2 separate regions of the Homo sapiens genome follow, and region 1 is linked to region 2. The links are chromatin loops, found by intact Hi-C in ENCODE. Cell type or tissue: Caco-2. All regions are shown on one strand. Each heading gives the region's core, and the rest is flanking DNA. Links, peaks and the distances in the headings are about the cores only.

What was found. Hi-C counts contacts between places; a loop is a spot of excess contacts. Peaks named below come from ENCODE experiments on the same cell type or tissue, not always from the same donor. Only the 100,000 strongest peaks of a DNase experiment are listed, where the experiment ranks them.
Region 1: it touches region 2 in a loop (5-fold over the local background); 1 of 110 quality-filtered maps calls a loop at or near these places.

Annotation. Positions count from the first base shown.
Region 1 is chr14:48,532,848-48,540,698 of GRCh38, reverse strand. All of the region lies in intron 5 of LOC105378178 (a long non-coding RNA gene), which reads left to right. Among named protein-coding and RNA genes, the nearest start is that of LINC00648, 740 kb to the right of the region's middle. In Caco-2, for the core only: no CTCF peak of the experiment used is centred there; a DNase peak (open chromatin) is centred at 4,188.
Region 2 is chr14:49,170,141-49,177,991 of GRCh38, reverse strand. All of the region lies in intron 1 of LOC105378178 (a long non-coding RNA gene), which reads left to right. Among named protein-coding and RNA genes, the nearest start is that of RPS29, 410 kb to the left of the region's middle. In Caco-2, for the core only: a CTCF peak has its summit at 4,032 (motif pointing right); a DNase peak (open chromatin) is centred at 4,041.

The sequences.
Region 1 (7,851 bases), core at 1,811-6,810, 640 kb after region 2:
AAATGGAATCCTCATACATTTCTGATGGAAATGCTAAATGGTATGGCTACTTTGGGAACTAGTTTCCCAATGTATTATGAAGGTACAAATACATTTATCACACAATCCTACCAAGAGATATAAAAGCAGGTGACTGCATGGTAACTTCTATGTAATTACAGCAATTTGTTCATAAGACCCACAAACTAGAACAGTACATATGCCTATCAACAGGTAAATGAATAAACCAACTGTGGTAATTCATTCAAAGGAATACAGCACAGTATTAAAAAGGAATAACCTTATACATATATAATATATATAATATCTTACATATTAATAGATAATATAGCTTATATATTGTATTTTATATATAACATAAACATAATGAATCTCAGAAATCATTATGTGTAATGAAATAAGGCAAAAACAATAAAGAGCATACCCTATGATTCTATTTACATAAAGTTCCAGAATAGGTAAAAGTAATGTATAATTATGGAAAGAAAGATCGGCAGTAGATTAATCAAGGAATAAGGTTGTGTTTACAAGAAGTTATGTATTTGTCATAATTGATCTCTACTCACACATTTTACTTGATTATGTTTTATTGTAAATAAATTATACTGGAACCAAGTAGGTTCTGAATATAATACATGTCATGAACAAAATGCATTCAGATGGAACAAAAGAACCTAATAAGAAGTAGCTCTTTCTCCAGCCTAGAGGCAAACATTATGAACAGTTTGGGGTGTATTTTCCCAGAAATATATGCATATGGATACATTTATAAGTGCACAATTGAATTTTTAAATATCAAAGGCATATTTTATACCAAAAAGAGCATTTATAGATTTCTATAGCAATGTTAATAGAATTGTAAATTTTAAAATTATATTTTCTTTCACTATTTGAAATAGAGGGCAATGACAATGTTGTATTAAGTTTTGTTTCCTCACTGCCTTCACTTTTTAGTCAATTATAGTGCTTTGAATATAATAATAGGTCAAGGCATAATTGTTAACTGTATAGCATGTTAGTCTCTTCAATCTCTCCATCAGGGGGATAGAAGAATATATACTTTAGAAAAGGAGTGCATGAAATGTAGTAATCAGAGCTTGAGAGAGAGCTATTTTAGAAGTTTATGTAGCAAATCAAGATTTTAAAAAACACTCTGCTTTACCAAAATTTTTACATCCTAGCCATTTGATTTCTAAGGGTTATTTTTCCTTTGAAAATTAGTAAGCAAAGTAAAGCACCATAATTTTTACTACTGATTTATATAACCCTGAAAATTTGATCTATTTATGGAAGATTAAAGATAGACCAACAAAATTTTGGTAAATGGTAAGTAATGAGCAGATTTCATCTTATCTGCCCCAAAATGATTTTTTAGCACTAAATCTTCTTGTTATATTCACATGCATATTTAACTGAAGAAAACATGTTTAATGATGAATATGCATTAAAGAGTAGAATCGGTTGTATATGCAAAGAAAATGCTTCGAATGAATAGGAGAGCAGATCACTCACATTTTATAAATATGGGAAGCCTGAGCTATTTTATCTAATGATTTGTTAAATTGCAAAAGTACATTTTTTGTTAAGTGTTCCAAGAATGTTCTTCTTATTTTTCTTATGTATTCATTTTAATTAACAACAAATTGTGCACATCCCTTAGGATTGATGTAACTTTATAATATAAGATTATATTTACCTAGAACTGGTAAAGTAAATGAAACCTGATTACACATCTGATAAATAGGAAAAAATCTCAATTTTTTCCCTCACTTATTTTATCAGACACAACTGAGAAAGTTTCATACAATTTCTTTATTTTTTAATGAGATTCACAGAGGGCTAATTTAAGATGTGGATTCATGAAATAATTTTTAGGGTCACAAAATGGATCGTTAATAGAGCCAGAAGTAGACACATATTTCCAGTCTATCAAAATTATCTAAATTATGTAATAACTTGATTCCAATATTATATTGTCTCCATTTGTATTAATCTACAGTTGGGATTTTGAAAGCATCAAGACATTGAGTAACATTGCCTTATGAAAAAAAGCAAATTCACTTTACATAAAAAGTAATGTCTAAATTAGGCATTCACTGTTGGACATCTTCAAACTTTATTTTGGTACATATTACTGGTGAAACTTTGAATGGATTGGTGAACTTTCTGTGTTTTGAACAGAAGCAGACACTGACTGCTGAAAGAACAAAGTATGGCTTACATGACAAGAATGAGACCTATTGGGGAGGATTGGGAATTGTGGAGAAAAAGTAGGTTGTGGAGCACATATGAGGAATTAATCATAGAATAGAATACTGGATAGAGGTCAGTCTTCCAGCAGAATCAGAACACAGCCTATAAATCTCAATATGAATCTCAGTGGGTACAACATCCAATATTTTGTATTCCATATCCACCCAGATTTTTCATTTTTTGCATCAAAAGGTTGAGAAATAAAATGGAAATTTGTGTTTTTATCTGAAATGTTTTTATCAATATCATGTTTGAAATTATGATGGAAGTATTTTATGGGATGAAATTACATTAAGAACACTTAATTTTAAGTAAAGTTTCCTTTAAATCTAATCTGCAATAGATACTATATTCACTTTCTAATTAATAATAAAGTACAGACTCCCATATTACTCTGTCATAGATACCATGATTAGAAATCACTTTAATTCTTATAATTTTTATTAGCATTTTCATCCACAATTGCAATAATCTTGTATTTAAATATTATGATATTTTTACTACATACAAGCACTCCTTTCTCAATATGGCAAAAAGAGTTATTTCACTGTACATTTAAAAATATTGAACTTGATAAACAATAAAGTTGCCATTTAAAAGAATTCATCTCAAAATTAGGGAGAAATAAAAGAAAATGATGACTGAACAAAATATATTCTCAAAATGATTGCCACTCCTGCTTCATGTTAGAATTCATTGGAAGATACATCAATATTATAAACAGTATATTTTCTTTTTCTAAGTAATAGCACAAAACAACTGGACTTGCTCTTTTCAACAATGACTGTTTTAGGTTTGAAACTGATCAGAACTGTACTTTTCTCAGGAATAAGCCTACACACTAGAAAACATAAATTAATGATCCTCCTGTGAAAAGCCCTGAGGATGCCGTATTGCTCTCTTGGCCCTTCTCTGGCATGACACCTAATGGTCTCTTGCTATCTATTGTTTGCACCTTGAAGAAATAAGATTATTTATGCCAGCCTTGCAAATAAGTACACAGCAATTTATCAGCACAGAATTGTTTTGTCAGCCTGTCTTATCCCATAGTTTTGCCAGCTAATGAACAATAACTTATTTTACCTCAGTAACCTAGCATAAATCACTGGTTGTTCTCAACCAATGTCAGTAGCAGTATCATCAAAGTTGATAGCATATAGTCTAAAAAGGAAAGTCTAAGTAAAGTAGATTAATATTAGCATTTATTTTTTAAAATAGTATAGGCATTACGCCCATAAAGTTCTGTGCCATTTTGGTCTGTATAATATAAAATACTCTTTTACATGCAATTTAATCTGGCATATTGATCCTATGAATTTTTTTCTCTTCTCCTTCCCCAAACTTCACTAAAACTATGTTATTTTTTTTAAAGCAACTTCTGGTTTCCAATCCAACATGTAAGAGAGAAGCTGAAAGTTACCATTGCATCCTAACAAAAAGAATAAACTGAAAACTCAACAACTTTTCTTAGATTTTTCAGAGACATGTGGTCACAGGGCAAAACACTGCTCCCTGCCAAATTAGAGAGACCTATGAATAAATAGCCACAGCTTGCTGGAGCAGAAACCCATGAACACAAACATCTGCAGGAACCAGCGCTGAGATAGGGAAACCTGAACTATAACTTGGGAATTGCTGGAGGCTCAGAGTGGGCGAGTCTGAGACATAAAAAATTAAGGGTGACCTAGTCATTAGGGTCCCACACTTTTGTAAGTTTTATCTCCAGAAGCTTGACTAAGTTCTTGTAATAAATACTGAAGAAAAATCCTCTTACGCTTTTGGCAGAGGGAGAAGAAAAGGAACCATTTGAAATAAACCAGAATATTCTGCTGTTTTCAGCAGGTCTCCCCTCAAGAGAAGCTATTTGACCAGAGCCTAACCAGCTGGGGCCTATCAGAGCCTTACTTGCATGGGGAAGGGAAATACCCAACTCCAGCGCCCTCTAGCCATCCATCCTAACTAAAGGATGGGGAGGCACTGAAAGCATGTGTGACGTTCACAGTCCAGAGGTACAGGCTCAGTAAAAGAATGAGGCCTATTCATAGAACCATAGAATGCTTCCCCTCCCTCCACACTTTACCAATACATTAATAAAGGCTCACTTAGAGCTGTTCCATTTGCCAAGGACATGCCTGTCTATCAGGTAAAAAATAGAAGACATATAAAATAGGCAAGACCAAAAGCCCCACAAAACCCCGCAAAACAAGAAACAAAACAAAACGAAAAAACCCCAAACTCTACAGTTTAAAGAGACAGAACACTCATCTGAACCAGACTCAGATATAGCAGGGATGTTGAAATTATCAGACCAGGAATTTAAAATAACTATGACTAAAATGCTAAGGGCTCTACTGAGTAAAATAAACAGCATGGAAGATCCGATGCACAATGTAAGCAGAAATCTGGAAATTATAAAAAAGAACCATAAAAACTGCTAGAGATTTAAAAAATACTGTAACAGAAATGAATGCCTTTTCTAGGTTTATTGGTAGACTGGATGAGGCTGAGGAGAGAAACTTTAAGCTTAAAAATATTGCAATAGAAACTGCCAATACTGAAAAGAGAAAAAAAGGCTGAAGAAAAGTCCGACCAGAATATCCAAGAACTATGGGGCAACTACAAAAGGTGTAACACACATGTAATGGAAATGCTAAAAGAAGAGGAGAAGAGAAGAAGAAATATTTCAATTAATGTCAGACATCAAACCACAGATTAGAGAACACTGAGCAGGATAAATACTAAAAATACTATACACCTAGGCATATCATTTTCAAACTACAGAAAATTAAAAATAAATTTTAAAAACCCTGAAAGAAACCAAGGAAAAACAAATCATCTTAACTATAGAGGAGCAAAGATAAGAAATACATCTCAGAAACTCTGCAAGCTAGCAAGAAGATAGTGGAATAAAAAATGTAAGGCATTGAAAGAAAAACTTCTCAATCTAGAATTCTGTACTCTGCAAAATTATCCTTTGAAGGAAACATAAACTTTCTCTGACAAACAAAAATTTAAGGAATTTATTGCCAGTAGACCTGCCTTGCAAGAAATGGTAAAAGAAGTTCTAAAAATGATAAATACCACAAACTCAGATCTACATAAAGAAAGGGAGAGCATAAGAGAAGGAGTAAGTAAAGGTAAAATCAAAACAGTTTTATTATTCTTAATTGATCTAACAGATAAATTTTTTTCAAAATAATAGAAATAATATATTAAATTAGTTTACATATATATGTATATATAAATAGCTGTTTATTCTCATATATAAGTGAAATGTATAACAGCAATGATAAAAGAAATAGGAAGAAAGGATTTTTTTTATTTTAAGGTACTTGTGTTGTCTTTGAAGTGATATAGTTTTATTTGAAAGTGGACTAAATTATCAATGCATATGGCAGACTGTAGGGCTACTATTTTTAAAAGTTAAAAAAATGGAAGCATGATTAATGTGCTATAAAAGAAAGAAAATGAAATTATATAAAATGTTCAATTGAAGCCACAAGAGGTAAGAAAAGTGTAGGAAAAAATAGTAAACAAGGAAAAGAGTAACAAATAGAAAACGCTAACAAATATAAGTGATATTGATTCAACTACATTACAATAATTACTTTAAATTTCAATAGTCTAAATACACCAATTAAAAGAGAGACACACTGTCAGAGTAGATCAAAAAATAACACCCAATTATGTGTTGCCTACAAGAAAGACTTACATAGATTCAAAGTATTGGATGGAGAGAGATGCCAGGCTAAAATAAATTAAAAGAAAGCAAGAGTAGCTATATTAATTTCAGACATCAGACTTCAGACAAAGGGCAGTTATCAGGGATAAAGTGGTACGTTACATGATGAGAAAGGGGTCAATTCTCCATGAAGTCGTAATAGTCCTTAACATGTGTATGTCTAACAATGGAGTGTTATTAGTACATTTGGGTTGCTATAACAAAAATACCACTGAATAAGAAGCTTATAAACAACAGAAATTTATTTCTTACAGTTCTGGAGACTAGGATGTTCAAGATCATGGCACCAGCAGATTTGGTGTTTGGGGAGGGCCTGTTTCCTGGCTCATAGACAGCTGTCTTCTCTCCATACTCTCACATGGTAGGAGGGACAAAGGATCTCTCTGGAGTTTTTTTAATGGGAATACTAATTTCACTCATGAGGCTTCCACCCTCAAGACCTAATCACATTACAAAGCCCAACTCCTTCTGCCATCACTGTTTTAGTCAGGGTTCTTCAGAGAGATAGAACCAACAAGAGATGATCAATCAATCAATTGATCGATCAATAGATGATAGATAGATGGATAGATAACGGTAATTATAGGGGAATTGGCTCACACTACTGTGAAGGCTAGGAGGTCCCATGATACGCTCTCTGTAAGCTAGAGAAGCATGAATTCTGGTAGTGTGGCTCGGTCCAAGTCCAAAGACCTCAGAACCAGGAAAGCCAATGGTATAACTCTTAGTCCAAGTCTAAAGGCCTGAGAACCTGGGGGACCACTGGTGCATCTCCCAATGTCAAAAAGCCAGAGAACCTGGATTTCTGATGTTCAAGGGTGGGGAAAAAGTATCTTGGCTCTAGAAGAGAGAAAGAGAGAATTTGCCTTTCAGTTGCCTTTTTATTCTATCCAGGCCCTCAGCCTATTGGATGGTGCCTGTCCACCTTGTGTGAAAGCAGATGTTCTCTACTCAGTCCACTGATTCAAATTTCAGTCTCTTTTCAGCAACACCCTCACAGACGTACCCAGAAATAATGCTTTACAAGCTATTTGGGTATCTCTTAATTCAGTCAAGTTGACACCTAAAATTTACCATCACAATCACATTGAGGATTAGGGTTCAACATATGAATTTGGAGGGACCAAAAGTATTGTCTATAGCAGTATATATAACTGAGATAAAAACTGCTTGAACTTCAAGGAGAAATAGATGACTCCACTGTCATAGTTGGGAACTTAAACACCCTTGAATCAGAATGGACAGATCCAAAATGCAGAACATCAGTAAGGACATAGTTAACTCAACACCACTGTCAGTCAACAGGATGTAATAAACTTCTATGTATGTATTTATTTATGAGACAGAGTCTCACTTTGTCACCCAGGCTGGCACAATCTCAGCTCACTGCAACCTCTGCCTCTCAGGTTCAAGTGATTCTCCTGCCTCATCCTCCCCAGTAGCTGGGTTTACAGGCATGCACCACCACAGCTGGCTAATTTTTGTATTTTTAGTAGAGATGGGGTTTCACCATGTTGGACAGGCTAGTCTTGAACTCCTGACCTCAAGTGATCCACCCGCCTCAGCCTCTCAAAGTGCTGGGAGTACAGGCGTGAGCCACCGCACCTGGCCAGGATGTAATAGACTTCTATAGACTACTTTATCCAACAACAGCACAATACACATTTTTCTCAAGCTCACATAGGATATTCACCAGGACAGACCCCATTCCGAGTCATAAAACACAACCTTAACCAGTGTAAAATATTAATAATCTTGCAATGCCTGCTTTAAGACCACAATCAAATTCTACTAGAAATGAATGATAGAAAGATAGTTGGAGAATCCCAAAGTACTTAGATATTAAATAATAAACT
Region 2 (7,851 bases), core at 1,822-6,821:
GCTTTTGTGGTTCTATTCAAATTTGAGGATTGTTTTTTCTACTTCTGTTAGGAATCTCATTACTGTTTTGATAGGGATTGCATTGAATCTGTAGATCACTGGATAGTATGGACATTGTAACAGTATATTAATTCATGAACATAGGACATTTTTCCTGTTTTTTTAGTGTTCTCTGCAATTTCTCTAATCAGTGTTTTATAGTTTTCACTGTAGAGATATTTCACTTCTTTCGTTAAGTTTATTCCCAGACATTTTTTTTTGGTAGCTATTAAAGATGGTATTGCTTTCTTAATTTCTTTTTCAGATTGTTCACTGCTGGAATATAGAAATGCTCTTGATTCTCACTTGTTTGTTTTGTATCCTGCAACTTTACTGAAGTTTTTGACCAGTTCTAAGAGTTTTTTTTTGGTATAGTATTTAGGTTTTTCTAAATATAAGATTATGTAATCTGCAAACCAGGACAATTTGACTTCTTCCTTTCCAGTTTGGGTACCGTTTGTTTGTTTATTTTGTCTAATTGCTCTGGTTAGGACTTCTAGTATATTGTTGAATAGAAGTGGTGAAAGTGAGCATCCTTGGCTTATTCCAGATGTAAGAGAAAAGGCTTTTAGATTTTTCCCATTCAGTATGATGCTATGGGTTTGGGTCATATGGTCTAGGGTCATATTTGTCACATATGGCCTTTATTATTTTAAAGTATTTCCCTTTCATAACTAATTTGTTGAGAGTTTTTATCATAAAGAGGTGCTGAATTTTGTTAAATACTTTTTTGTCATCTATTAAAATCATCATATGGTTTTGGTCATTGATCCTAGTAATGTGATGTATCACCTTCATTAATTTGTGAATCCCACTTAGTAATGGTGAATGATCTTTTTAATGTGTTGTTGAAATTGGTTTGCCAGTATTTTGTTGAGGATTTTGCATCTATGGTTATCATAGACATTGGCCTATAGAGGTTTTTGGTTCATTTGTTTATTTTTGTGTCTTCATCTGGCTTTAGTATCAAGGCAATGCCAGTCTCATAGAATGAGTTTAGAAGTATTCCCTGCTCTTCAATTTTTTGGAATAGTTTGAATATAATTGTTGTCTATTCTTTAAACAATTGGTAGAATTTAGCAGTGAAGCCATCTGATTCTGGGCTTTTCTTTGATGGGAAACTTTTTATTACTGCTTCGATCTTGTTACTCATTGTTGGTCTGTTCAGGTTTTCTATTTCTTCATGGCTCAATATTGGTAGGTTGTATGTGTCAGAATTTATCCATTTCTTCTAGGTTTTTCAAATTATTGGCATGTAGTTTCTCATAATAGTCTCTAATAATCCTTTGAATTTCTTTGGTATCAGTTGTAATGTCTCCTTTTTCATCTCTGATTTTATTTATTTAGCTCTTCTCTCTTATTTTCTTAGTCTAGCTAAAGGTTTTTCAGTCTATCTTTTCAATAAACCAACTTTTCATTTCATTGATCTTCTGTATTTTTTGGTCTCAATTTCATTTATTTCTGTTCTGATCTTTATTATTTCTTGCCTCCTACTAATGTTGGGTTTGATTTGTTTTTTATTGTCTAATTCATCATTAGGTTATTTGAAGTTTGTCTACGTTTCTTATCTAGGTATTTATTGCTATAAACTTCCCTTTTAGTACTGCCTTTGCTGTGTCTCATAGGTTTTGGTATATTGTGTTTCCACTTTTATTTATTTCCAGACATTTTTAAACTTCCTTCTTAAATTCTTTATTGACTTATTTGTTGTTCAGAAGCATGTTGTGTAATTTCCAAGTATTTGTATGGTTTCCAAAGTTTGTCTTATTATTGATTTCTAGTTTTTTTTTCTATTTTGGTCAGAATGGATATTTTATATGATTTCAATTTTTTTGAATTTGTCAAGACTTGTTTCATGGCCTAATATGCAGTCTAACTTGCAGAGTACTCCCTGTGCTGATGCTTTTTATTTTTAGCATATCTATTATAGATTTTTGCTTTGTGGTTAGTAAGAGGCTTGCAAATAACATCTTATAGTTATAGTATGTTATTTTAAACTAGTAAAAACATAACTCTGATCACAAAGAAAAAAGAAATTTCTTTTTTGTGTGTAAAGAAAAAAATTCTATACTTTAACTTTATCCCCCCTTACCTTTTAGACTTTTGTTGTCTTTACTTATATCTTTTATATCGTCTATCTGTTAACAAATTGTTCTAATTATTATGATTTTGAGGCATTCATCTTTTAGTCTTCATACTAAAGATATGTGTGGTTTATAACCACAATTACAGTAATAAAGTATTCTGAATTTGTCTGTGTACTTACTTTTATCAATGAGTTTTATACCTTCAGATGATTTCCTGTGGCATGTTAGTAGCATCATTTTCCTTTGGATTAAAGAACTTTTAGCATTTCTTGTAAGACAGGTCTGTTTGTAATAAATTTCCCCAACTTTTGTTTGTGTGAGAAAATCGTTGTTCTTTATGTTTGGAGAATTTCTTTTCTGAGTATAATAGTCTCAGTTGGAAGTTATTTTTTCTTCAGCCCTTTGAATACGTTGTTCCATGTTTTCTTGGCCTGTAAGGTTTCCACTGGGAAGTTTGCTGGGAGATGTATCAGTGTTCCTTTATATGTTATTTGCTTCTTTTCTGTTGCTGATTTTAGGATTTTTAATTTTTTTCTTAATCTTTGAGAATTAAAGTGGGGCCACCACCTGCAGTTACCCTTTTGAGGAATGGGAAGCCCAGAACTTCATTTCCCAGAATCCTTCTACTTCAGATTCCACAGATGAGAGGAATTCATAGAAAATTTGGGACAGGAAGAGAAACAAAAGTCATTGTCTACTCCTTCACTCAATCTCCTATTACTCCTCGCTTATTCACTCCACTGCAGCCCTCCTCTTTACCTATCTATCTCCCAACCTCTCAACCTGTTTGCTGTTTCTCAAACACTTCAATGATACTACCCCCCAGGCATTTTTCACTCAATTATCCTTTTACCTGGACTGTTTTTTCTCTAGATAGTCACATGACTCTCTCCCTTACTTCTCTCAGGTCTTTGTTCAATTATTCCCTACTACCTGAAATCTTCCCTGAGAACCTTATTTAAAATGACAAAACCCATTTTGGCATGTTTCTATCCCCTGTCTCCTGCATTATTCTTTTTCATAGTATTTATCATTATCTGATATATATATATATTTTACTTGTTGATTAATTCTAGTGTATTTCCACTAGAATATGAGCTTCACAAAGGCAATTATTTGTGTCTGTTAATTACTGATTCCCTGGTCTAAAAGCAGTATCTGGCTCAAGTTGAGCACTCAATAAATATTCGTTGAATAAAGAAAGAGAGGCTTTGAGGTAGTCTTATTTGGGTGAAAATTTCTTGTTGTTCTTTGACCTTCATTTACCTGTGTATTTATATCTTTCTCTTTGTTTGGAAAGTTATTTTTTTAAAATTATTTCTTTGAATTAATTTTCTACCCTGATCTCTCTCTATATCTTTTTTTGAGGCCAATAACTCTTAGATATTCCCTTTTGAGGCTAATTTCTAGATCTTGTAGGTGTACTTTATTCTTTTTCATTCCTCTGCTTTTTTTCCTCTGACTGTATTTTTTTCAGATAGCTTGTCTTTTAGGTCACTAATTCTTTCTTCTCCTTGATCAATTCGTTATTGAGACATTCTGTTGTATTTTTCAGTTTGTCAATTGAATTTTTCAGTTCCATATTTAAAAAAATTATTTTAATCTCTTTGTTAAATTTCTGTGATAGATTTCTGAATTTCTTCTTGTGTTAGAGGGTGCACACCATTACTCCAGGGTTTTCTGCTGATGCCTTCTTTAGTTCCTTTGGTGAGGTCATTTTATCCTGGATGTTCTTGGTGCTTTTGAATGTTGTTGCTGTCTGGACATTGAAGAATTAGGCATTTTTTTCCAGTCTCGACAGTTTGGTTTTGTTTGTACTGGTCCTTTTTCAGAGGGCTTTCCAAAAGTCAAAGGAGACTGTTATATGTTAACTAAGCCTGTGGTCACTCCAGCGATTTCAGCACTAGAGGGCACCCTAAGCCTAGTTATGTTGTGACTTGCAGCCTCTCAGATACTCAGCCCTGATGCACTTAAGGGAGAATACTCTGGGAAATGATGCAAAATCCACCACTTTCTTCCTTCTCTTTCCCCCAAGTGGAAGGAGTCTCTGTCTGTGCTGGGCCTCCTGAGAATGAGGGAGGGGTAATGTGAGACTGTTCTTCTAACCCTCTTCAATGTGTTCTTTCTTGTTATGCTAAAATCAAGTACTGTAATCTCTCACCTGAATTTTTTTTTTTTTTTTTTTTTAGTTTGTATGAAGCTAATTTCTTGCACGGATAGATGTTCAATTTGATATTCCTCTGTGTGTGTGGGCAATTGCTGGAGGGCAATTTGCTCATCTTGCTTGGCTTCCTCCTTCAATTTATTTTATCAATGTTTTATAATTTTTGGTATACAGGTCTTTTATCTCTTTGGTTAAACTTACTCCTAAGTATTTTTGTGGTAGGATTGTAAATGGAATTGTTTTCTTAAATTCTTTTCATATAGTTCATTTTTATTGTATAGAAATGCTAATGAGTTTTGCCTGTTGACTTTCTGCAATCTTATTGAATTGGTTTATTATTTTTAACAGCTTTTTGATACAGCCTTTAGTGTTTTCTATATGTAAGATCATGTCATCTGTAAACAGAGACAAGTCTATGTCTTCCTTTCCAATTTGAATGCCATTTTTTTCTTTTTCTTGCCTAATCACTCTGTCTAGGACTTCCAGTACTATGTTGAATAGAAGTGGTAAGAGAGGTTATCCTTGTCTTGTTCCTGATTTTAGAGAAAAAGCTTTCAGCTTTTCAACATTGAGTACAATGTTAGCTGTGGTCTTTTCATATATGGCCTTTATTATGTTGAGTTCAGTTTTTCCTATACATAATATGTTGATAGCTTTTATCATGAAATATGTTGAATTTTGTTAAATGCTTTTTCTATGTCTATTGAGATGATTATATGATGTAGCTTTTATTACACTAATGTGGTGTATCACGTTTATTGATATGAGTATGTTAAACCATTTTTGCATCCCAGGGATATAGCCCACTTGGTCATGATGAATGGTTCTTTTACTGTGCTACCTAATTAGGTTTGCTGGTGTTTTGTGGAAGATTTTTGCATCTATGCTCACCTGTAATTTTATTTTCTTGTAGTGTCCTTGTCTGGCTTTGGATTCAGGGTAATACTGGCCTCCTAAAATGAGTTTGGAAGTGTTCCTTCCTGTTTAATTTTTTGAAAGACATTGAGAAGAACTGTTATTAAATATTATTTAAGTTTTTTGTTGAATACAGCACTAAAGCCATCAGGGCCTGGGCTTTTCTTTGTTGGAAAGTTTTTGATTATTGATTCAATCTCCTTACTCATTACTGGTCTGTTCAAGGCTGAATCATGAAAGAATAAAAGGCTATATGTCTCTTGAAATTTATCCACTTTTCTAGCTTATCCAATTTGTTGGCATAATTGTTTATAGTAGTCTCTTGTGATCCTTTGTATTTCTGTAGTATCAGTTATAATGTCTCCTTTTTCATTAATAATTTTATTTACTCGAGCCTTCTGTCTCTTTTTAGTCTAGCAAGTTTGTTGATTTTGTTTCTTTTCAAATACTCTTAAGTTACATTGTTATTTTTTATTGTTTTTCTACTCTCTATCTTATAATAATTACTCAGAATAAAACAAAGCAATGCATTCATTCAAATATAAACAAAATGGAATGCAACTTAAAACAGAAAACAGGTTCAAAATCAAAATTTAACTTCCCATTTTGCTTGTATGAGATCAGAATCAATTAAAAAGCATACCTTTGTCTCCCAATGATAACTGTGCCTTGTTTTTTTGAATTGTTACTTCCTTAATTTTAAAATTGTAAATATTTAAGGTATAAATGATGTTTTGATATATATAAGCATAGTGAAGTGATTACTATAGTCAAGTAAATTAATATATCTATCTCCTTACATAGGTAGATCTTTATTTAATCTTTTTTTTGTAACAAGAATGCCTGAAATTTCTCTTTGTAAATTTCCAGTATGTTATATAATACTATTATCCATAGCTATCATGGCATAGGTTATATCTCTAGACTTATTTATCCTACATAATTGCAACTTTGTACCCTGACATATGACTCCAGATTTCTCTCCAACCCCTACCCCTGGTAACTACTGTCTACTCTCAATTTCTATGTATTTGACTTTTTATTTTAAGATTCAATATGTTAAGTGGGATAATCAAATATTTTTATTTCTGTGTCTGGTTTATTTCACTCAGCATAATGTCCTCCAGGTTCATCTATATTGCCATGAAAATGGCAGGACTTCCTTCTTAAAGGCGGAATAGTACCAAAGTTTAGAATTCATTTATCCATCCATGGACACTTAGGTTGTTTCCATATCTTTGGTATTGTGAATAATGCTTCAGTGAAAATGAGAGCCCAGATATTTGTATGAAGGGCTGATTTCATTTCCAATGAGTATATACTCAAGAGAGAGATCACTGTGTCACATGGCAATTCTATTTTTAATTTTTAATAAACATTTATATATTCCCACCAACAGTGTGCAAGGGTTCTCTTTTCTCTACACCCTAACCAACACTTGTTATTTTGTGTCTTTTCAATAATAGCTATCATAACAGATGTGGGGTATTATGTTGTTGTGGTTTTGATATACATTTTCCTGATGATTAGCGATGCTGAGCACTTTTTCATATACCTGTTGGCTTCTTATTTCTTTTTTGGAGAAGTGATTATTCAGATCTTGTGCCCTTTGTTTATTTATTCATTTGTTTGCTTGAGACAGGGTCTTGCTTTGTCATCCAGGCTGGAGTGCAATAGTGCGATAATGTCTCACTGTAGCCTCAATCTCTCCGGCTCAAGCGATCCTACCACTTGAGCCTCTGCAGTAGCTGGGATTACGGGTAAATGCCACTATGCTTAGCTATTTTTTTTTTCTTTTGTAGATACGGGGTCTCACTATGTTGCCTAGGAAGGTTTTGAACTCCTGGAATCAAGCAATCCTCCCTATTTGGCCTCCCAAACTGCTGGGATTACAGGGTGAGCCAATGTGCTCAGATGTCCATTAAAATAAAATGGATTATTTTTTTTTGCTGTTGGATTGTGAGATTTTCTTATATATTTTGGTTGCTAACTTTTATCAGATATGTGATTTTTGAGTATGTTCTCTCAATCCATAGTCTGGGTTTTCATTTTGTTGATTGTTTCCTTTGTTGTGCAGAAGCTTTTTGGTTCAGTGTAGTTCATTTGTTTTTGTTTTTCCTGAGTTTTTAGTATGATATACAACAAATCATGGCTGTGGCCAATGTCATGAAGCGTCCTGCCTATATTTTTTTCTAGGAATTTTATAGTTTCAGGTCTTATCTTTAAATATTTCATCCATTTTGAGTAAATTTTTGTGTATAATGTTAAATAGGGGTCCAGTTTTCATTCTTTTCATGTGAATAACCAGTTTTTTCAATACCATTTATTGATGAGAATATCCTTTCCTCATTGCATATTATTGGTCTGCTTGTCAAACATTAGTTGGCTATATATGCTTGGGTTCACTTTTGGGCTCACAATTCTGTTTCACTGGTCTATATGTTTGTTTTTATGCCAGAACCATACTGTTTTGATTGCTATAGCTTTGATCCAATACGAGGCAAAAATGCATGCTCTCACTACTTCTATTTAGTATAGTACTGGGACCAGCAACAGCAATCAGACAAGAGAAAGAAGTAAAAGGCATCCAAACAGGAGAGGAAGAAATAAAATTATCCCTGGTTGCATATGACATAGTCCTATATA